7 separate regions of the Homo sapiens genome follow, and all the other regions are linked to region 4. A link is a contact called in ENCODE Hi-C or POLR2A ChIA-PET data. All regions are on one chromosome and are shown on one strand. Each heading gives the region's core, a stretch centred on a gene start or an enhancer-like site at or near the end of the contact. The rest is flanking DNA. Distances are from core to core; before and after follow the strand shown.

Region 1 (3,122 bases), core at 79-2,578, 1.8 Mb after region 4:
TTATCCTGAGTTAATACATATACAATAGTTAAGCACAGTACCTGACCCAGAGTAAACACTCAAATTATAAAAGAATAAAGAGACGGAAAAAGCCTTACTGTTTCAGAGAGAGAGGGAAAACATAAAGAGATCGGAAAATAAAACTCACTGAACCATTACAGAAGCAAATGCCAGAAAGCATCAAACATTCACATCCAACATCAGAGTTCTAAAAACAAATGTCAAGAGGAAAGTAACAAGAATAGGAAACTTTAAACAGGCATGGTGGCTCACACCAGTAATCCCCGCACTCCCAGCACCTAGGGAGGCTAAGGTCAGATAATTGCTTGAGCCCAGGAGTTAAGACCAGCCTGGGCAACGTAGCGAGACCCGTCCCTAGAATTTAAAATGAGAGAGAGAGAGAATAGGAAAAACATAAAATAAAATTCGGTCAAACAGAGCCTTAACGGAGGAAACTAAATTTCAAAACACCATAACAGAAGGAGGTTTGGGAGAAAAAAAACAAGGTTGCAAAAAGATGATAAAGAAGTAACCAGGGAGTATAAGATTTGAAGAAGGTAGAAGGGAGTCTCTCCCAATGTCCAAAGTACGGTGAGAAATACGCATTCACTAAAATTCTATTAGCTGCAAACTCTAAATTCTGTAAGACTAACAACCAAAAAAACACTTACCAACATAAGCTCCTAATTCTTGTAATTTCCCCTTAATGGCACTCTGAGAGAAAAAGAGCAAACGTGCATGTGAGAAAGGCGGCTCTAGGAAAACAAGACCGGACTCTGCAGCGGCTGAGGCCACTTTGCTGGTGCGCGCACCTCGGATCCCCCGGGCGGGGGCTGGGAGGAGCCTCGCCTGCACCGCCCCCCACCCCGCACCCCACTCCAGCTCCAGCCCCAGCCCCGCGGCGCCCACCTCCCGCAGCGGATCCAAAGCGGCGCCGTGCGCCGCGGTGGTGGCTCCAGCCGGGCCTGCGCCTGTCCTTCCATTTCCCGGCGGCTACTTCAGCCGCAGCCACGCTCCGAGGCCGCAAATGTCCCCAGGGCCGAGGCGGCCTGGACGAGGAGGAGCCGCAGCCCGCCAGGAGCGTCCAGCGGAGGCCAGGCCGCGGCGTCCACCCGGGCCCACAGTCCCCGTTACTCCTGACAACCGCCCGCTCGCCGAGACCTGGCTTCCCACCCCCGACCGGCACGGGCCTCACCCGGATCTTGCGGCTGATCTCGGTGCCGATCTCCATGGCTCTGCGGCGTGCGGGAACTCAGCACTGCGCGGCGCTTGGCTTACCCGGAGGCTGCCGCGGACTCCTACCCCGCAGCCGGGACACCACCGCCTCCTCCTCCGTTCCGCCCCCGGCCGCGCACACGGCGTATCCCCGCCCCGGCCGGCACTGCGCGCCGGAGTGAACGCGCATGCGCCCGTGTCCGCGCCTGCGCACGCCTTCTACCCGCGAAACCTGTGCTCAGGCAAGGAGGGCGGCGGCGTGCGCGTGCGGGTGGTCTTGCAGCTCCGCCTCCCGGGCACCTCGGGGACCTTTCGTTAGTCTCTCTGCTGGCCCTCCGCTTATTCATTTTATTCTCTCTTGGATGGTAAGAATGAATTAAATGTGTAGCAGAAAGATCTTGGGCTGTGATATGAGACGCGAGTTCAAATCCAGCCCTCACTTACTGTCAGTATGGTATCGGTCCAGGTATTTCAACTTTTCTTACCTGTAAAATGGAGTCTGCCCATTAGAGGTTGCACTGCAATTACCCTTGAAGGGAAAATGGACTATCCAGAGCAACAGAGCCAATCCGTCAACTCTTTGACTCTGCAGTACACTGGCCCTCCTGGGTTTGGTTCTGCCTTCCTTCTTCCAGGGCCACCCGTGGCCTCTCCCCGAGACGAATCCCATCCTCCTGCTTCTCTGAACACCCTCCGTGGGACAACACTTTTGTTCTTAGGACTTAAGTTGTCAACTCTGTGCTGATAATGACCGAATTTTCCATCAGCCTTGAATTCTCACACAAACCCCACTCCCAAATTCTAAGTAACTACTCTTATTTTCTCCCAACTCAGCGCTTAGACAGAAGTCGCCTTCATCTCCCCTTCCTCCACTCAATAGGTTACTACTGTTGATTCCCCTATTTGTATCAATAGCCGAATTCTCCCTATCCCTGATCACAAAACCTGGGAAACAGAGGAAGCACAGAGAGGTCTCCTTTCTCCCTCATATCCACTAATTCCTGAGAGTGGTCTCTGTTATCCATTGCTGCATAACAGATGACCACAAATTTAGCAGCTTAAAACACAAACGTTTATCATCTCATGGTTTCCGTGGGTCAACCTCACTGGGTCCTCTGCTCAGGGTCTCACAAGGCTACAATCGTGTCAGGCAGGCTGTATTCTCATCTGGAGGCTTGACTGAGGAGGAATCTATGTTCAGGCTCATTCAGGTTGTTAGCAAGAATTCATTTCTGGCTGAGTGCGGTGGCTCATGCCTGTAATCCCAGCAGTTTGGGAGGCTTAGGCTGGCGGATCACTTGAGACCAGGAGTTCGTGACCAGCCTGGGCAACATGGCAAAAACATGTCTCTTCAAAAGTACAAAAAATTAGCTGGGCGTGGTGGCATGCACTTCTAGTCTCAGCTAGTTGGGAAGCCGAGAGGGGAGGATTGCTTGAGCCTGGGAGGCAGAGGTTGCAGTGAGCCAAGATCATGCCACTACAGCCTTGATGAGAGAGTGAGACCCTGTCTCAGGAAAAAAAAAAATAATTCATTTCCTTGTGGCTTTATGAGTAAGGACCCAGATTTTTTTCTGGCTATCATCTGGAAGCCACTCTCAAGTCCTAGAGGCTGCCCACAGTTCTTTGCCAAAGGGTTCACTAACATGTCTGTTCACTTACGCCAGTAAAAGCCAGGCACAGTGGCTCATGCCTGTAATTTCAGCTCAGTGAAGTAGAGGTGGGAGGATCACTTGAGACCAGAAGTTTGAGACCAGCCAAGGGCTTTCATTTAATTAAGTTAGGCCCACCCAGGACCTGACCCCAAAATCAGCTGATTCACGACCTCAATTACATCTGCCAAACCTCTTATTTTTGCCATGTTTATTACCTAAGCAATCCACACTAGGGGTCAGGAGTGGGTTGTGGGG
Region 2 (3,018 bases), core at 256-2,755, 1.5 Mb before region 4:
CCCGGGACATGCCCCCAGACACTCTGATGTCATTGGGCTTAGGTAGGGCCCGGCCATCAGGATTTTTGAAAACTTGACTATGTAGCCAGAGTTGAGAATGTATTGTTATAAACCCTAGAAAGAGAGGTGGACAGATGGGGCTGGAGCCCTAGCTGCCTTGCCCTCAATGTCTTTTCTGCTCATTGTAGGATACATTATTCTTTTCCTGGTCAGGGCCTCTGGACATCCTTCAAGTCTTAGAACCCTGTGCAGGGGCCAAGAGAGTCAACATTGCAAGTCACAGGAGAACAGGTTGGGATGGCTGTCTTTATGTGCCATCCCAGGAATCAACCCAAGGCTTCAGGAAAAAAGTGCACTCCCTGATAGCTGAGGTGGAGTCTACAGATCCATCTGAGGGTGCTCCCATCCTACCTGTTGGTGAGGTATTCATTAAGGACCCCCACAGTGCCTATCAGGAGTTGTGTCCTGGACCCCTAGTCTTAGTAGGCATTCCACAGATCCTTGTGATATGGACAGGAGACAGGGAAATACTGGGTAGAAGAGGGTGGTTCCCTGGCAAAGGCCCCACCCTCAAGCCTGGGTACCCATGGCCCTAAATGAGGACAGCCATTCCTGTTTTCATCCCTAAAAAGTTGCCTTTTGGCCTGCCATGTCCCCTATCCTGTACCCATATAAACCCTGAACCCCAGGCTCCAGGCTCCAGAAGCAGACGGGGAGACAAGAAGATGAGCAGACATGAATGGCAGAAAAGCACGGCAAAGAAGGAGAGAAGAGAAGGAACATTGGGAGGAATTCGACTGGAGACGATCTGAAAACTGGCCACTGGATGGCCAAACTCCAGGGGAAGATCATCTTCCCACTCCATCCCCTGTCCAGCTCCCCATCCATCCTACTTAGAGCCACCTCCACCACTCAATAAAACCCCTGCATTCATCCTGCAAATCCATGTGTGACCTGATCCCTCCGGGATGCTGGACAAGAGCTCGGGATACAGGAAACTGTCACACTGGCCCTCTGCCCTGGCAAAAAGGGAGAGGGTCCACTAAGCTGGTTAACGCTTAAGCTGTCCACGGATGGCAAGGCTGAAAGACTGCACTGTTTCAGTGCCTACTCGGGCTTTGGAAGTCACAGACACCGACCCCGGGATGCTGTCATGGGGCTGGGGCCCAAAAGTGCTCACCCTGGTTCCTGCACCTGCCTGTCTGCGTGCTCCCCTTCCCATAAGGGGTTTTAGCTTGGGGTGGCTGAAGAGAGAGCCACACCCCTGTTGCACATCCTGTGAGGGGGCCAGGGAATTCTCCTGTTCCACTTAGTAGTATCTTAGGCCTTCAGTGGAAGGAAACAGCATGTTCCACGCCCTGTAGCATCCAAGAAGCTGCAAGTCCTCCCTCCTCACCCCAAGAGCATTTCTCACACCCACACCACACACCTCACTTTGCTGTTGGCTGTGGTTATTTTTTTCTCTAACTAAGCACATCTAAACCATGCCTAGTTGTGGTTCTTCAGTCAGGGTCAAGTGGTGTTAGCAATCACATCAGCACCAAATGGCTCAGGATGCTCTGGTTTCAAAGCTTATAAAACAGAGGGTGATTCCCTTGGGACTCACTCAGCTCGGCTCCGAAAAGCAAAGGCCAGAAGGCAGCAGTGAGCCTGGGTCCCTGCTGTGTAGGGAGACTCAGGGGCTGGGAAGAAGGATGGAATCAGAAATGCTGAAGGTTTACGTGAGCTTTGCACCGAGCGCCTCCGAACCACTGCCTCTGGGCTCAACAGAACACAGGGGTAAGTCTCCATGAACTTCTCAAAAAGAAAACTGGGAAGCTTTCTGTCTTGATGATTTGAGGACCCACTGGTTTCAGAGGTGCCACATTTGGAACCAGATCCGAGTCTTTAAGGTTTGTGTTTTATTTGTTCATGTCAAAATGTGGCTTCCTGCTTCTAAGAAAAGAAACTCAGGCTCATAAAAGCAGCCTCCAAGGGCTTCTTGGACCTCAAATTGCGCTTTCAAAATGTGGTCTGATGGGTTCAGTGTAAATGCACCAGAGGCATGTGGGATCCATTTACCTTAAAATACACTTGGGCCTAAAAATTAAGAGAAAAACAGTCCAGGGCAAAGTGTATACTGCAAAGTCAAGCTCCAAACATTTGGGAAACAGTTCTAGAGGCTGCTGGAACCCCAAATGCTACTTGCTTTACCTACCCCTTGGGAATCATCAAATGTTATTTTTTGTACAAGACTGGGGATGAGCCTGCTCTCTGATCCCAGTGCTGTGCTCTGCTGTGCAGTTCTAATGGGGCAGGCTGTTTCCTGGACCCTGAGATCTCCAGGCTCCCTGTGCCTATTCCTTGTCAGCTTTGCCCCATCCAGGAGCTGGGCTGAGCTTGTCAAGTGACCTCTGCTTTGTACCACTCCATCAGGTCCTGAAGAATGAAGGGTACCAAGGTGGAAGGGGCGCAGGATTAAGAGTAGGGACGCCTGCAAAAGCTCTCGTGTTACCACCTCATCTTCCAACTTTCATGTGGGTGAAAACGTTCATCCTAAATAATTGCTTCTAATTCTGAAGTTTTGTGATTCCTTGAAATGTACTTTGGGGATGACAGCCAGCATTTCCATTTCACTGCAATTTCAGAGTTTTGCAGTGGTTTGCCAATCATAACACTTTCTAATTGGCACAAAATCCACCTACCTGTTGCCTCTCAGGCTTGGGTAACATACTTCAGACACTTTCTTAGGTAAGTCTTGGCCCTTGGGGTGTTATTTGCCCAGATGGTAAAAACATTTAAGTAGGTCTGATTATTTCATTTTCAGTGGTTTCAACGCATTTTTGTGGCCTGGGTGGTTACTGTAATGTGCCCAAGTTGTTCATTCTGAGCCAACGGGGTCACCCACAGAGAGAAGACTTGACAAAGGAACTCTCCTCTACTCCCCTCTTGCCAGATGAAATATTGTTTGTAAAAGGTCTTTGTCTTGAGAGGATCACATACTTTGGTTAAGAATCCACTTTGGTTAAGCCGGTTGCT
Region 3 (2,740 bases), core at 18-2,517, 1.6 Mb after region 4:
ATCTGTACCACACAGGAGTCAACCCCTTTTGGAGTCATATTTCTTGAAACGATGGTAGTTTATTTTAGCTTTTGTCAGATTTCTGTCTTGGTATTTCCTATGGAAATCAAACAGTAATTTTTAGACAATAAGGGTTCATATTGGTATATCCTGAATTAGTATTTTTTTGTTGTAAATCTTGTGGCCATCCTGAACTTAACACTTTTTAAATTGTGGATTTCCAATTATTTTTAGAGGTATTGATAAATCTTGTTCATATTCCTGTGAGAAGAGGACACAACTGAGTAGGAGGGGAAATGACATAGTCAGGAATTGATTGTTCCCAATACTTTTATTACAGGAGTTTTCTACAGGATCACAATTGAATTTATTTAATTAAGAGTAACTGTTGGTGATGTCCCAGTCATTTTTAAAAAAATCGAAGTACAATTTTTTTTTTTTTTGCTATTCGGAAATCAGATCTCACATGTCAGTTTACCATCTAAAGTCTACCTTCAGCTTTGCGGTCACTTAAGAAAACATACACTTAGGACCAGGAGCAGTGGATTGGGCCTGTAATCCCAGCGCTTTGGGAGGCCTGAGGCAGAAGAACTGCTGAAGGTCAGGAGGTGGAGACCAGCCTGGGCAACACAGCAAGACCCCCGCCTCTACAAAATAAACTTAAAAACAAAGCAAAACATTTGCCGGGCATAGTGGTACGCAACTGTACTCCTTACTACTCCGGAGACTGAGGCGGGAGGATCGCTGGAGCCCAGGAGTTGGAGGCTACAGTGAGCTGAGACTGCGCCACTCCACTCCAGCCTGGGCGACAGAGCGAGGCTCTGTTTCTAAAAATAATAATTTAAAAGCACATTTAGGAAGCTCGGCATCATTCCAATGTCTGGGTCCGAAAGCACTATAAGGCAGCAAGACACACAAGGTATCAAGCGTAAAAAAGAGAATTTAGCATCCCGGTGTGGATTTTCCCAGGCAAAAACGTGGCCTACGCTGGGTGCAGGGACCGTGCGGAACCGGCAGGTGCTTCCCGGTTGAGGACGCAAAGCAGCGGGAGCCCGGGGTCGCCGAGGGTCCGCCTGGGCTTAAGCAGCTCAACGAGGGAGGGCTCACCGGCCCGCGCACTTGCAGAGACGCGGTCCCAGCGACTCCGCAACTAGACCGTGGCCCCGCGAACTCCAGCCTCTTCTCGGCTCCGGGAGGGGCGGAGTGAGCGCGGGAGGGGGCGGGGCCACGCAAGGCCGCGCGCCCGCCGCTCGGCTCGGCTCGGCTCGGCTCGCTCGGTTTCGGGGTGCGCGGCGCGGGTCCGCCAGGCTGTGGCTACAAAGCCGCGGCGGGGCGCGAGCGCCGCAGGTGACCGGGGCTGGGAGCTGCGTGCGCGGGCGGCGGCTGAGGAGCTGGAGGCGGGCCCTCGCTCTCGGCCCAGGCGCTACGGGCTGAGGAGACTAGGCGAGCCGAGGCGGGCGAAGGGCTCTGGGCATCCACTTGACAGCCGGCGGCGCTCGCGGCCCTCAGCATGTTCCGCGAGGCGAGGGTTTTCCTCCCGCCTGTGGGCTGAGGCGGCGGCGGCCCCCGAAACGAGATGCACCTGACGGGCGCGGCTTAGAGGACGCGGCTGGCGGGAAGTCCCGGCAGCCAGCGGGAGGGCTTTCGTTGCCGGGCCGCCGCCGCCTCCCGTCGCCGCCGCGGGCCCGAGCGGGAGCGGCGGGTGGGCGCCCCGACATGGCGGCCCGGAGCGCCCCGAGCTGCCACCTGCGGCTCGAGTGGGTGTACGGCTACCGGGGCCACCAGTGCCGCAACAACCTCTACTACACTGCGGCCAAGGAGATCGTATACTTCGTGGCGGGGGTCGGCGTGGTGTACAGCCCGCGGGAGCACAGGCAGAAGTTCTACCGGGGCCACAGCGACGACATCATCAGGTACCGGGGAGCGGGGGCCGCCGCCGTCACCCTGCAAGCCGCTCCCGGAGTTTGCACCCGCGGGTTCCTCTGGACGCCGTGACCGCTCCTGCACGGAGCATCACCCCGAGGGGAATCCGCAGCTGTCTCTCTGGTCCCGAGTCCACCAGTTAACACCCTACAAATGCCTTTCCCCTCTTCCTCGTCTAGGGACTCTCTCTCGGGTCCGTGCAGGAAGATCAGGTCCGCGGATCCACCGGGCACCCGGTTTGACGGCTTTGTCCCCTTTCCCACTCCATCACAATTACGAAAACTGCGAAAAGGTTATTTTGGTGGCACTTTATTCCGTTAGATCCTGTGAGAAATTTCTTATTAAACGCATTCTTAAAGCACCCGGGGTGGGGGGAAACCCTTTACCTAATAAAGGACTGATGGAAGCACAGCAAGCGGTGGGCTGCTCCCGGGGAGCGCGCCCAGGGTGGCGTCCTGAAGGGCTCTCACCTCCTGGCCGTAATTATTAGTTCAGGTTTCACCGCCTGCTATAATCAGCAGAAACCCCAGGCAACCTCCAGGCAATTCACTGGATGTTAAAATGTGCACACCTGAAGGCAATTTAAGGTAGGTCTTATCTGAAGAGGCTGCTGAAAACTTCACTGATTTCCAGTTCTCTTCATCTTCATTAAAATACTCCTAAATAAGCTACTTTTGTATTTTCTTAAAATTAAATCGCTATTGGGGGGCTATTTTTAGTCTTCCTTGGACAATAACTCAAAGTTGGTCCCAGAGCTTGTTGACATTTCTTTAGTGAGCGGTATATTTGAAATGTAATTTTCAATCAGTGTCTTAGT
Region 4 (3,037 bases), core at 109-2,608:
CCGGGCAGGGCGCGTGCCCGGGGGCAGGCGTGGGGGGGAAGGCGGCCCCCGAGCGGGCGTCTGGACGCCGCCCCTCCTCGGCCAGGAGGGTCACCACCCCCGGCCCCCGCGCACCAGGGCTGAGGCCAAGGCCACCCGCACCTCCCACCCGCTTCTGCTCCCCCAGGCGACGAGCCCGCGGCGCCGCCGCCTCCTCCCGGAGCAGAAACTTTGCGTCTCTAATGGAAACCAAGCCGCGCGCCAGTTCCCTCCTCCCCCGCCGCCCCCCCCCCCCGCCCCAATTAGCGCGAGCCCAGCGCCTCCCGCGGGAAGTGCCTCCTGGTGCACCGAGGCTCACGCCCGCCCGCACTGCTGCACTGGGTGGGGGGCCGCAGGGTGCGAAAGCGGCAGGAACAAGCCACGGCCACACCGCAGGGCCCCGCCCGGGCGCAGGGCGGCCCGGCCGCCGCTTCCGCCCTCTCCGCCCCCAACCCCTCGCCTTCCTGCCCCCAACCCCACCCTTCCCCGGCTCCTTCCTTCCCAGCCCACGCCCGCGCCGCGCCCCCCGGGAAGAAGGAGGGGAGAGCGACCGAGGGAGGGCGCCCAGCAGGGCCGGCCAAAGTGGGGAGGTGGCGGGCGCTGACTGCGCCCCTCAACACCCGGCCGGAACAATGTGCGCCACCGGCCAGCTCCAGCCCATTCATTCTCCACTGCCCGCCCGACCTGCCACCTTCGCGCCGGCGGAGAAGCGGGGTGGGGAGGGGCGGGCCGGGGGGGGGGGTCTAGTGCCCGGCCCCGCCCGGCTCCCAGGCCGAAACGCTGCGCTGCAGGCAGCCCGGGTGCGGCGCTAGTGGATGCAGTGGGTGCGGGGCTGGGCGGGGGGCAGGGGGATTGGATGCAGAAACCCCCGCTGCAGTTGCGGCCGGAGCCCCTGCCCGTGGACGGCCTACGACCAAGTCCAGCTCCAAGGGGAACCAATAAATGAAGCTCCCTGGCAGAGGTCGCCGAGATGCAAATCCAAAATGCAACCTCCTTTAAGCGCAGCTGCTGCGTAACACTCAGAAAAGAAAAACCTCCAAGAACCAAAAACAAACAAAAAACAAACAAAACAACTAGAAATCTGGGAAGAAATCTCGGGCAGCTGCTACGCCGGCATTTGCCACTCCCGACCTACCATGGTGCGAGCGAAGGGAGGAAGAGCAGAGGGAGCGAGGGTGGCTGCACCAGCGCGGGGGCTGCGACGGCGGGGGTACCTCCGATGCCGCTGCTGCTGCTGCTGCTGCTAAGGCGCGCTGTGCGCTATGCCGCCGCCGCCGCCTGCGCCGCCGCCTGACTACGAGTAACGGCACGGCGTCCACGACACTCCCAGCACCACTGCCGGAGCGCGAGTCTGCGCCCCGCGATATATATATGGTGCGCCGTATCCCTCCGCCGCGGCGGAGCCGCCTCGCGCAGAGCGGCGCTGCGGCAGCCGGGCCTTGCCCGCCTGGTCCCGCCCCCGGGTTCGCCAGGCCTCCCGCCGCCCCCTGCGCGCCAGTCGCGGCGGCCCTACGCTGGGTCGGGGAAGCGTTCTAGGCTGGGCGCGCGGTCTCGGGTCAGGTGTGGCGGGGAGTCCTCAGGAGACGCCCACCCTGGGCGGGGGCGAAGACAGAGCGCCTGCTTAGTCCAACCTGGGGGCGGCCCAGAGCTTCGGAAGCCGTTCACTCCGCTACCTACCCCAGCCTCACCCCACCTGGGTGACCCTCCCACCTCAACATCTCCAACCGCTCCACTAGGGCTGCCGGCTCCCGCGTGCCCCTCGTCCTTGGGTCTGCAGCGGCCACTTCCAGTTTGGGGTGCTGCAGGAGGTCCTGAGAGTAGGGGGTCCGCGGGGAGGTGGAGGCAGATTGGCCACACTCCTTCAGCTGCCGAGGAGAGGGGTCTGCAGAGGACGAGGTAGTTGTCCTCCTGGAAGAAATTGGTCCTCTTCGGATTTTGGAGCAGTATCCGAGTCAAATTATTTATGCTCAGTTGCTAAATCTGTGTCATGCTGCGATGTTTAATCAGTCTTTAATGTTTTTACGTTTCCACTGAATATTTTTTAGGATGCCTGAATATTTCTCCCCTACTATTTTGTTCTTTTTCCTGGCGCCCGTCTTACTAAAATTAGTGTACCTGTGCAGCTTCTACAGACCTTAAACCCAGGCTTTAAATTTTTCGTAATTTTCCTGATCCTGAGAAGGGTCAGAGTCTTTATTCATAAATCCATAGAAACAAGGGAAAAAATAGATGCTTCAAATCCTCTGCATTACAAGTGGAACACACAGCCAATTGCCTCTCTTATGGAGCTAGATTGTATTTTAAACTACAGTTTTGATTATATTCCTTTTAAAAGACTATTTAAATCTTTAAATATACTAGTGTTTTCCATTTTTTATTATATTCCTTTTAAAATAATATTTAAATCTTTAAGTTTACTAGTGTTTTCCATTTTTCTGTAAAGTAGAGAAAGAACAATTTCAGCCAGTAATGTGAACCCCAGGACTTGTAAAAATCTAGACAAAATGCTGCAGTTTCTTTTCTTGCCAAGGCAGAACACAGAATTTGATCTTCTGTTTTACAGGGCCCGGGCAACAGTTGGAGGTTATCATTTGCTTACTGTTTCACAGAATATGGCAAAGTGTGTGATTAACATGCTGTGCTAGAAAGGGCTTTGCTTGCTTGTGTTTGTTTCTGCTTTCAACAAAGTCTGCAGGAATATGTTTTTTAAAAAAGGAAAAATGTACAGGCACATTGCAAATGCCACAGGACTTCTTGGGATAACCTTAGACAAGACGTCAGCATCTGTGGAGCTGTTCCTACTGATGTTCCTTCTGGAATGCCGCAGAAAGAGTGAACCTGCTGTTTAATTTAAAGAGAGGCTGCAGCAGCAAGCCAGGGGATGCTGCCTTCCCTCTGCAGATTAGAAAGACACTATTCACTTCACAAACCTGATCCTAATCCCTGCAAAAAAATAATAATAATACTCCTGGGCTCATAGGGGAAAACCTGAGTAGGAATAAAGCGTGCATACTAATGC
Region 5 (2,870 bases), core at 109-2,608, 1.1 Mb after region 4:
TTAGGTGTGTGGAAATAGAAAAAAAATGTCATTGCAAGAAAGAGAAATAACCAGAGAACTTAGCTTCACAGAGACCATAGCAACAGCGCGGAACCTGAGCACTTCATAGACACCTTTGTATAGCGACGGGAAGAATAATGCAATGTCTGAAGAGGAAATAATGGAAGTTAAAACCTGAAGCAAAGTTGAAATCAAAATGACCTAATAGTTAGAGCGGGGCACCAGTTTTCATTGTCAAATCGTTGTTTGGTTTAGAGTGGAAACTTAGTACCTTTATTTTTCCCAGCACAAAACCAATTGTAAGAATTAACTGGTTGTTCTCGAGGTCCTCCCTGGACGTCGGGTGCCTGTATTTTGGTTCAGAATCACTGGCAAGAGGGGCTGCTGAATCACCTCTCGGTTTCGAGGATAATGGGGTAAGATTTGGTTTGGATTACACCAGGCATGGGTACTTAACATAATTGGTCATTTCATCAGTTCACAGTCTTTATTTTAAATGCCATTTAGGCTGCTACAGACAGTTTCAGCAGGCTAGAGAGCACTTCAATTCTTGTACAATGGAAACCAAGCAGAGCATTAGAAGGGGACAAGCTCATTTTTCAGAGGGGACCCAGGGCAGGCTGAACAGAAGAGTGGCTTATTCAGAGCCCTGCAGGCGTGGCCAGCTGACAGGTGTCCCCACCGTGCCTTCTTCTTGTGTCTGTGTGTCTCTGTGTTACGGTCTCTATGTGTTTGAAACGTGTTCTTTATTTTATTCGTTTAATTCATTTACTAATCTCTCTTATTTTGTTAATGAAAAGAATAAAGTCTTTTTTATATTTTCCCATTTCCAAACTCCCTGTCCCCCTCCCCCATATTCCATTCACCCATCAAACTTAAAATTAGGTTACTTTATTAAAACATCACCCTTGGATGATTTGTTGTAATGAGTCAGTGATTCATAATTAAAGACATTCCTCACCCCTAATCTGACCCTTCATCTGGTCTCTGATGGTTTCATCCCAAAATGACATAGGCACCTCTGCTCTTGGTAGCTTCATGCCTTCTGCTGAAAGTTGCCACAAGCCATGCTGATTTTATATCCTACTTCTGCCCTCTTGGTCTTGGTAGGCCCTGTTGGCCTCAGAGCTCCCCACGGAGTTTTGTTCAGAGAGGAGCTACTGCCTGACCATTTTGGCCTGCTTTTATTTCTAGCTCTTCCTCCAAGCAGGCATTCCCTGGGCCTACCCTCCCCACCCCACCTGCAAGCATTTCTTGATGGTACATCTCTGTGTGTCCAGTCCTGGGTTAGGCTGGAGATCCCCAGGGGAAGTCCAGGTCCCACCCTCTCAACCAGGTCCCACCCTCTCAACCACTCACAGCCCGTTCTGTGGTCAGACCACGAGTCCTAGCCCTTCTTGGAAAAGGCTGCTTGGCCCACCCACTCTAAGAAGCCCAGCCACTCTCAGCACAGATGAAACCACTGGTTTTACAAACCTTTCCAGTGACTCACTTGACACCCTTATACCCTTCTGGTCATTCTTCCCTCTTCCTTTTCTCCGTCACTATAGTATTGGGCCTCTAATTATTATCAACTCTGTGTCCCTAGGATGCGGTGGTAGAATTAAAATAAATTATCTAACATATTTTATTTCCATTCACTTCTGTTGGTTGTTGTTATTGTTGCTGTTGTTGAGACGGAGTCTTGCTCTTGTCGCCCAGGCTGGTGTGCAAGTGGTGTGATCTTGGCTCACTGCAACCTCTGCCTCCCGGGTTCAAGTGATTCTTCTGCCTCAGCCTTCCAAGTAGCTGGGATTACAGGCATCCACTACCCCACTCAGCTAATTTTTACGTATTTTTAGTAGAGATGGGGATTTGCTGTGTTGGCCAGGCTGGTCTCGAACTTTTGATCTCATGTGATCCATCTGCCTTGGCCTCCCAAAGTGCTGGGATTACATGCTTAAGCCACTGTGCCTGGCCATCCGTTTACTTCTGACAACTCACACTGGACGAGCTAATGTAATGGAAGGACTTAAAGGCATTTTCAGCTCACAGAGGAGGATTGTGTTGCCTTAGACTCCCACCTACCCACCCCCACAGCTAAAATAGGGAAAAAGGAAACCAGGTCTTCTGCTGTGAGATGCATGCTGTTCCTCCATGTGCACCAATGTACACGCAGTCCGTAGAATGTGCATGAAGTTGACATGATGGTTAGATGACTTGCTTTGAGGAATACCAGTTTCCCATGTTCTAGGTTGGCTTCATATCCAAACTTACTTGGGAGTAACAGCGTTTATCACCCCTTCTCCACAACTCTTACCCCTCCCATAACTCTGCTACGAACTTTTACTGCTGAAATGTATGAGATACCTCACCTTGGTTGTCTTTCATGCCATGAAAGGCTCAAGAGGAAGTTATAGTGGAAGGAACACTGGATTATGAGTCAAGGGACCTGGGTTCTGGTCTCAACCCTTCACTTGGTAAACTTTGTGACCTTGGACAAGCCACGTGGCATACCTAGCGCTTCATTTGCAATTTAAGGAGCAGACCTCAGCGATGGCAAAGATTCCCTATCTAGTACCAGCTCTGTTCCACTCTAGCAACTTCCCCCAAAATAGGTCAGAATGGATTTTGATGCTTAGTTCTGGCTCAGTGGAGAAAGAGTGTTACCTTCAGCCAGCTGTGTCTGCTGCGGGTGCAAGGAGAGGACAGAGTGGGTGGAAGGCTGGCTGAAGATACCCATCCCCAAACAAGATGATTTTCCAAGGTCCTTTGGATCTTAGGGAGACAATACGATATATTATAGGTTTGGACAACCTGGAAGTGAACCCTGTGTTGGTTTCTTGGGCAGCTGGCTTAACTTCTCTTTAGGAGTCATGACAATGCTTGTC
Region 6 (3,212 bases), core at 226-2,725, 1.2 Mb after region 4:
ACTTCCTGCTGAGTTTTGTGTGTAACTTATGGATTACATAATCCCAAGCTAAAATCTCAGGGAAGGTTAATTTCATCAAATGAGAAAGAGAGACATTTATATTTTAATTCTCACTCCCTGAAGTTATGTCTGTGTACCTGTTTTCATCCAGAAATATTATCAGTGGATGTATTGGTTTTCTGTCTTCATCACAGTAAACTTCCTTCTTCAGGAGTGACAGGGAGATATTTTGAATTCCTGCTTGAACCATCTTTGAGACTGTCCGGGCCACCCCACTCAACAACCATGGGGCTCTCTGAGCTTCTGTTTTTCTGTGAAATGGGTTAAGTAGGCCAGTGTTCCAATAGGGACTTGGGTCATGGACTCTGTTGGCATGCAGTCTGATTCTAGGTGGTACCGGAAACTCTGCCCCACACAGCATCAAATCAGGGGCTGTGGAATCATTCTCTTTTCTATTCTCCCTTTAATCCATGGGATCTCTTTAAGAAGAAAGTTTCCATTTGGATCCCCCTCTTTAATGCTGCTAATCTCCCTGTTTAAGAAAGAAAGAGACATTCTCAGGCTCGAAACCATTCCTCTTATGATAGTGTGGAGCTCACGTTTAACATCATTGCTTTGGTTCTAGAGTATTTCTCCCCCTCCCTAAAACTTTGATTTAAAAAATGTTCAAACTTAGGAAAAAAGGGAAAGAAAAGCACAATGAATAGCACAGACCCTTCACCTAGATTCACCAGGAATCAGCACTGTGGAGCACTTGCTTTATTTCTCACTCTCCCACTCGTGATTCTCCCCATCTGTGTTCAGAGAGGGATCATGTTCTGCTTAACTGTGGTAGTGACGTGAGTTGTAAGCCCCAAGTTATTTTTTAAAAGAAACATTCAGAACTGAATCCATTTATTAAAAGCTAAATATAGCCCACTTTACTCTTTCAAGTATACTTAGATTTACTATGAAACTGTTTGATGTTAGTTCAGTGGGTGAATTATTTTTGTATTTTACAGTAGTTCCCTCAAATGGCAAAAATTAAAAGGACCATACAACGAGACTTTCATTTTCGTTTGCTCTAATAACTATTAATAGCTAGCTGTATGATTAATTACATTTACCAAGTTTCACATTTGGTGACACCTCAAAGTAATCTTATCCCAGCCATCTTTATGCACCCAAGACACAGCCAAGAAATAGGAAGTCTGCAGAAAACAGATACGGAGGAGGCCAAACCCCAAAGCTCAGGGGCTGTGTTCACAGGCAAGCCCTGGAGGAACTCCTCTTGAAGGGCCTGTTTCCTCTGACTTGGTGCTGGGTTCCCATACGCCTCCCGATCCAGAATAGAAAGAGAAAACAAGACTGCTCAGAGTGAACAAGTCACAGCAGCAGGAAGTCGCAGGAATCGGACCACAAGTAAAAAACATGATCAGGCACCACAAACAGCCTTGCTCTGTGCTCAGGACAGTTCATTTAATCCTCACGCAGCCCCACAAGGTAGATGAGGAAGCTGAGTCTTCAAGAAGTAAAACAGCCTGCTCAAAGTCACCAGTAAGCAACACTGGGATATGAGCACAGGCGTGTGTGGCTTGCAAGCCAGGCTCTGTCTGTAAGGATTTAGGGGAGGTGGTGTGTATCTGGGATCACGGAGCACAGGACACAAGCTGGGACCCTTCTGGGTCTCACTGGGACTTCCGTGTACAAATGCACACATTGTAAGTGTTGGGGTTCATCAGGAGGCTCTCGGACATCTAGCAAAGGCTGAGTTTTGATAATGACCCTCATACATTTTGCTGGTGGACACGACAGTACGGAGTCTCTCCCCCAGCCTAAATTTAGCAAAATACCACCGGCCCTGGGGCCCCAGGAGAGCAGCTCCTTCGCCTCACTCCCTACTGCACCCTTTTCATTAGGGACTCTTTCCCTTCCCCTTTCACTTTCTATGTGGGATGCAGCTGAAGTCTCCCTGAGCCTCAAGGCCCATGAGGGTGACAGGAGAAAAGCCAGGGTAGAGATTGTCACTACTGTTATCTCACTGGTGGTCCTGACCCCACAGCCCTTCTACCAGTGCCGTATCCTCAGCGTGTGCCCGGTGAGTCATGGTGGTGGAGACCCACAGTCATTTCCCAAGCTTCATGCTCTCAGCCACGTGATTCCACCTGTGCCGCACTTCCTCAGTTTATCTGCTGTGTCCACCGTGCTGACACGGCGATAGCCACTGGGGGCCTAGCAGTAACCACACCCTGTCTCATGGAGCTAGCTCTCTAATGGGACACATGACCACACAGTTCATAATGATGGTGGGGAGTGCCCTCTATGGAGGGGATGTAAGAGTACTTACAGTTGGGGTCATCTAGGCAGGAAAAGTATGGTCATGTTCCCCAGAACTCTTAGAAATGGATCACGAGGTAGATGAGCTTACAGGAAACCGGGCCAGCATGGTGCCATAGAACAGTTCCCATCCCTGCCAAATTCTTCAGCCCTTGTGTCCAAGGTCAGATGCCTTGTCTTCCACAAAACATTCCCTGGCGTCCACCCTTCGTCCCCTTCAGCTACAAGTGACCCTCCTCTCCTGCAAGTATTCATCCTTCTGAAGGCTGGGCGCCAGGCACTAACAGACAGGCAGCTGCCTCCCAGACATAAGGAGCATGGGTCCTAACCAGGAATAAGCTTCACAGCCATTGCTGTCAGGCCAAGCCGTGGTCCAGGCACCTGCAGGCATTAATTCGTGTCCTCAGCCCCACACCCACGGGGAGCAGGTGTAGTTACTATTCCCACTTTCGCGATAAGGAAGCACAAGGAAAGTACATCGCTCAGATGTAAAGACACAAAGAAATAATCAGAGGTGTGATGAGTGCTACAGACGCCTTATAGGCATGGGTAGCAGGGACCTTGTTATAGGGAAATCACAAAGGAGGGTCGGTCTGGTGATGTAGCTAAGACCTCAAGTCTGAGAGTCAGACTTTGATTCCAGTCCCTGCTCCGCAAGTGATCAGTTGTGTGACTTTAAGTACATCACTGAACTTCTCCAGGCTTCACTTCGAGCCACTGTAAAATAAGGATGCTAATATCCACCTTACGGAGTTAAACATGGTCCTCTGCACAGACTTAGCAGAGCGCCTGGCAGGTGTTGAGTTCGGGAAGTCGTAGTTTATTGCCCTCTGGTCTGTGATGCGACCCTGGCTTGCCTCTCTGTTAGGCTGCAACATCGCTGTGGCAGTGTCTAT
Region 7 (3,199 bases), core at 462-2,961, 1.6 Mb after region 4:
AGTCCCAAACATATTTGATTGTGTATTTTTTTAAGCAATATCTATAAGATTACTATGCCAAAAACACATTTGGGGGCTGGGCGCGGTGGCTCATGCCTGTAATCCCAACACTTTGGGAGGCCGAGGCAGACGGATCACGAGGTCAGGAGTTCGAGACCACCCTGGCTAACACGGTGAAATCCCGTCTCTACTAAAAATACAAAAAAATTAGCCAGGCTTGGTGGCACGTAACTGTAGTCCCAGCTACTCGGTAGTCTGAGGCAGGAGAATCGCTTGAACCTGGGAGGCGGAGGTTGCAGACAGCCGAGATCGCGCCGTGCCACTGCACTCCAGCCTGGGCGACAGAGCGAGACTCCGTCTCAAAAAAAAATAAAAAAAAATAAAAAAAATTTAAAAAAACCTTGGAAAAATGCTTGTCTACAGAAATATAGTCCTATTAATTAATGTGAACTAACAACAGAACCTAGCTTTGTATTACCACTAACGTAGGCTGTTCTAAGAGAGATGTACTATCTGAAAGACAAAATGTTCATCTCAGCAGGTTATCATCCATCATCCATTTGCTGGGAGCTAAGGCAGAGCCTAGTAACAGCATTCACACTCAGGCCTCCGCTTTTGTAACTCCCTTCAATTTTCCATTTTTTCTAACATCTCCAAGGCAACACCACTAGAGGAAAAGCTAGGGAACTAGAACTACGTAGGTATATTCCGCACTTACTAAAAGCACTGACAAACTGCCGCAGCGCTACTTCTGTTCTCCCATTTTCTCCTTTTTTGCCTATTCCAGGAGCCACCTGCCCACCAGAATTGTACCGCTCACGTACATTGTATACTACCTTTTCCACTCGCTATACACATTACTCTAGTTTAAGTTCTCTTTTCATCAATGCCATCATTCCTTCTTGTAAGGAGCCTTTCTTTCCCATTTCTCCCTCCTACAATTAGAGCTTCCCTTGCCTAGGTAATTTTTTAAATAATGAATGTATCTTTCTCCCTCCTAGATTCTCATTCTTCTAATTTGCATATTTGCCTCAAGCTAAACTCATGGCCTCCTTCACTCTTGGACAACAGTCTAAAGATGAGGTGGGAGGATCACATGTTCGATCCAAAAGGAAGAAGGCAGCTATGTTAACAGGAGGTGGAGAGTCACAGATCTTTGTTTATGCATATTTTTTAGAAATTAACAACGCACACGCTGAGAGCTTAAAGCCCATCAATATGCAAGTATAAACGAATTATCAAAGTTCCTCGTCAAGTAAAGTTCAGGGCTCTCATTCTGGGACACGTATAGGGGAGGGGAGGCTGAAAATTGTGAGGAGGGGGCGGTCATGGCACAGAACTTGCTATCCCCGTGGACGTGGCGGACAGCGGACCCGCTAGTCACAGCTCCACAAGGTCTCGCTCCGGGCGCCTCCGAGGGCCGAACGGTCAGCCCCGCCTCGGGCCTTCCTCCCCGGCCTCCCAACCCGGGGCTGGGATATGCCCCAGACCCCGCAGCCTCAGCGTCAGGATGCACAGGCTGACGGGAGCTGGCCGGTACCTGGTCATAAGGGGACTTCTCCAGCATCTGCGTGCATAGATCGGCGCAGAGCTGGAACTTCCTGCGCCTAAAATAGCTCCAGGCCAGGAGCAGCGGCTCCATCTCCGAGCTCATGGCTGCCGGTGCGGCCAGCGAAGGCCCAGCGCTCCAGGAGAGAGGTGGGCGTGGAGTGAAGAGCTGGCGGCGTCCGACTCTGCCCGGCAACCCGCGACGGCTGGGGCCTTGTCCGAGAGGTGCCCGCAGCGCGCCTGAGAACAGGAAAAAGAAAAACAACCGCAAGCAGAACTCGGCTACAGGGCTTGCCTAAACTTGGTTGGAAAAAGATGTCTACTTTTAAAGGCTACAGGTTTCATTGATTTTGAAAAGAAGGCACCGCGGCTAAACAAAAAGGTAGTGAGTTAGACACCTGCCCCTGGGGTCCCCCACCCTCCCAGGAGGCGCAGCTGCCTAGCAACCGAATGCTCTGCCTGCCCTGCAGGTCCGGAAGAGTCCCTGGAGTTGATCTCTGTCTGGTGTCTGTCCTACTTCTTCCATTCGCTCGTTTCCATCCCTTTCGCTTTACCTTCCGATTCTAGAAATACAAACAAGTAAACAGCTTCCACAGTACCATCCACCCATCAAGACCTAAAGTCCTAAATCCTGAAATTGTCCGCTGTTTCTCGAGGTCCTTCCCACCGAATCTCAACATCTGAACTGCAAGTGGTTTGCTTTTACTCATTTTACAGATGAGAAACTGAGATAGACTCAGAGAAGAGAAATTATTAAAATTGCATTGAGTTAGGGAGCTGGAACTGCAATCTGGTTGACTACAAGTTGCTAATACATTTGTTAATTCGACTCACATGGTGATTCCGGATTGTAAATTGGTGACAGTTTTACCAAACTAGATAATGTGTGCAAAATAATAATAATAATAATAATAATAATAATTTTTAAAAGCTTTGTGAAACATCGTCTCCTGGCACTTGCTGTTTGGCAAGGGTTTACTTGTGCAGAGTGATTTCTTCAAACACAATTCTGACTTTTCTCTAGAAATTTGCACAGATGACAAATATGCTTAAAATTGCAATGGTTATGAAAAGAGAGGTGTGACCGGCTAAATCCAGGTAGGCTTTTCTCAAACCACTGGGGTCTGAGAAAACATTAGACATTCTATTTAATCCACATATTTATATTTTTCATAGGTATTAAAATGAAACTTATGCTTCTAAACTAAGAAATTTATTGTTACCTTTTATTCTCTACTAAGCAGTCTTTCTTGAATTGTTGTATTTTGGAAGTCAGTAATTATCAGGATTGTCATTGTTACAGTTAAGTGTATTGTCATTAGTCTATTTGTGTTCTCCTGGAACTGCCGGTAGAAATGTAATCTCCCTAAAGGTCCTAATGAAGCAGCCCATGGTTTCTGAGTGTCAAATTTTTAAGAACGCACATGCCGACAATTGACAATTGGGCTCAATATTTCACAGCGTCTTTTTGTTTTCTGGTACACTGTAAGCAGATTACTATGTAAGTGATTTTCAACCCTACTAGAGAAAGTGAAGCACAGAGAAACCCTTTAAAAGGGTCAGTTTCACAAATGATGCTAGATCTCAGTTCATAGATCCTTATCTTTTACTCTCTAGCATATAGTCAGATGTTCTAAATAAACTTTTTTAA

The links. A loop is a pair of places that touch in the nucleus more often than their neighbours do. ChIA-PET counts read pairs that join two places held with the same protein, here RNA polymerase II (POLR2A). Pooled maps may share reads with other maps.
Region 1: a loop to region 4 is called in a pooled map, with 8 times the contacts of the local background. The contact joins the promoter of ZC3H14 here to the promoter of CALM1 in region 4. A Hi-C loop is called at or near these places in 2 of 168 maps with a recorded cell type or tissue (both CD8-positive, alpha-beta T cell), 2 of 37 single-sample maps with no recorded cell type and 15 of 50 pooled maps.
Region 2: a map of CD4-positive, alpha-beta T cell shows a loop between it and region 4 (8-fold over the local background). The contact joins the promoter of TC2N here to the promoter of CALM1 in region 4. A Hi-C loop is called at or near these places in 4 of 168 maps with a recorded cell type or tissue (CD4-positive, alpha-beta T cell, CD4-positive, alpha-beta memory T cell and naive thymus-derived CD4-positive, alpha-beta T cell), 1 of 37 single-sample maps with no recorded cell type and 10 of 50 pooled maps. POLR2A ChIA-PET finds 5 or more read pairs at or near these places in 3 of 52 experiments (CD4-positive, alpha-beta T cell, CD4-positive, alpha-beta memory T cell and OCI-LY7).
Region 3: a loop to region 4 is called in a pooled map, with 12 times the contacts of the local background. The contact joins the promoter of EML5 here to the promoter of CALM1 in region 4. A Hi-C loop is called at or near these places in 1 of 168 maps with a recorded cell type or tissue (naive thymus-derived CD4-positive, alpha-beta T cell) and 7 of 50 pooled maps. POLR2A ChIA-PET finds 5 or more read pairs at or near these places in 1 of 52 experiments (activated CD4-positive, alpha-beta T cell).
Region 5: a loop to region 4 is called in a pooled map, with 5 times the contacts of the local background. The contact joins the enhancer-like site here to the promoter of CALM1 in region 4. A Hi-C loop is called at or near these places in 2 of 50 pooled maps.
Region 6: a map with no recorded cell type shows a loop between it and region 4 (6-fold over the local background). The contact joins the enhancer-like site here to the promoter of CALM1 in region 4. A Hi-C loop is called at or near these places in 2 of 37 single-sample maps with no recorded cell type and 2 of 50 pooled maps. POLR2A ChIA-PET finds 5 or more read pairs at or near these places in 1 of 52 experiments (activated T-cell).
Region 7: a loop to region 4 is called in a pooled map, with 12 times the contacts of the local background. The contact joins the promoter of TTC8 here to the promoter of CALM1 in region 4. A Hi-C loop is called at or near these places in 2 of 168 maps with a recorded cell type or tissue (aorta and ascending aorta), 4 of 37 single-sample maps with no recorded cell type and 14 of 50 pooled maps. POLR2A ChIA-PET finds 5 or more read pairs at or near these places in 1 of 52 experiments (activated B cell).

Annotation. Positions count from the first base shown.
Region 1 is chr14:88,561,243-88,564,364 of GRCh38, reverse strand. It overlaps ZC3H14 (zinc finger CCCH-type containing 14), which reads right to left and starts at 1,328. Exons shown (of 17, transcript NM_024824.5): 1 at 1,196-1,328; 2 at 672-714. The coding sequence starts at 1,231. RefSeq lists a silencer at 830-1,539.
Region 2 is chr14:91,866,023-91,869,040 of GRCh38, reverse strand. It overlaps TC2N (tandem C2 domains, nuclear), which reads left to right and starts at 1,505. Exons shown (of 12, transcript NM_001128596.3): 1 at 1,505-1,779. RefSeq lists an enhancer at 1,290-1,339.
Region 3 is chr14:88,791,480-88,794,219 of GRCh38, reverse strand. It overlaps EML5 (EMAP like 5), which reads left to right and starts at 1,267. Exons shown (of 44, transcript NM_183387.3): 1 at 1,267-1,913. The coding sequence starts at 1,717. RefSeq lists silencers at 1,127-1,486, 1,677-1,756.
Region 4 is chr14:90,395,350-90,398,386 of GRCh38, reverse strand. CALM1 (calmodulin 1) reads right to left here and starts at 1,358. Exons shown (of 6, transcript NM_006888.6): 1 at 1,154-1,358. The coding sequence starts at 1,156. RefSeq lists silencers at 1-56, 97-166, 247-796, 807-966, 1,247-1,666 and enhancers at 1,097-1,146, 1,268-1,562.
Region 5 is chr14:89,275,084-89,277,953 of GRCh38, reverse strand. All of the region lies in intron 4 of FOXN3 (forkhead box N3), which reads left to right. Among named protein-coding and RNA genes, the nearest start is that of FOXN3-AS3, 74 kb to the left of the region's middle. RefSeq lists an enhancer at 1,203-1,302. Within about 2 kb of position 1,358, at least 6 of the 41 ENCODE cell types and tissues checked have a DNase peak (open chromatin) inside an H3K27ac peak, as active enhancers do.
Region 6 is chr14:89,163,579-89,166,790 of GRCh38, reverse strand. The region is part of intron 5 of FOXN3 (forkhead box N3); the gene reads left to right. Among named protein-coding and RNA genes, the nearest start is that of FOXN3-AS3, 190 kb to the left of the region's middle. RefSeq lists enhancers at 1,245-1,374, 1,575-1,624, 869-1,800. Within about 2 kb of position 1,475, at least 9 of the 41 ENCODE cell types and tissues checked have a DNase peak (open chromatin) inside an H3K27ac peak, as active enhancers do.
Region 7 is chr14:88,823,163-88,826,361 of GRCh38, reverse strand. TTC8 (tetratricopeptide repeat domain 8) reads right to left here and starts at 1,711. Exons shown (of 15, transcript NM_144596.4): 1 at 1,541-1,711. The coding sequence starts at 1,654. RefSeq lists an enhancer at 1,700-2,059.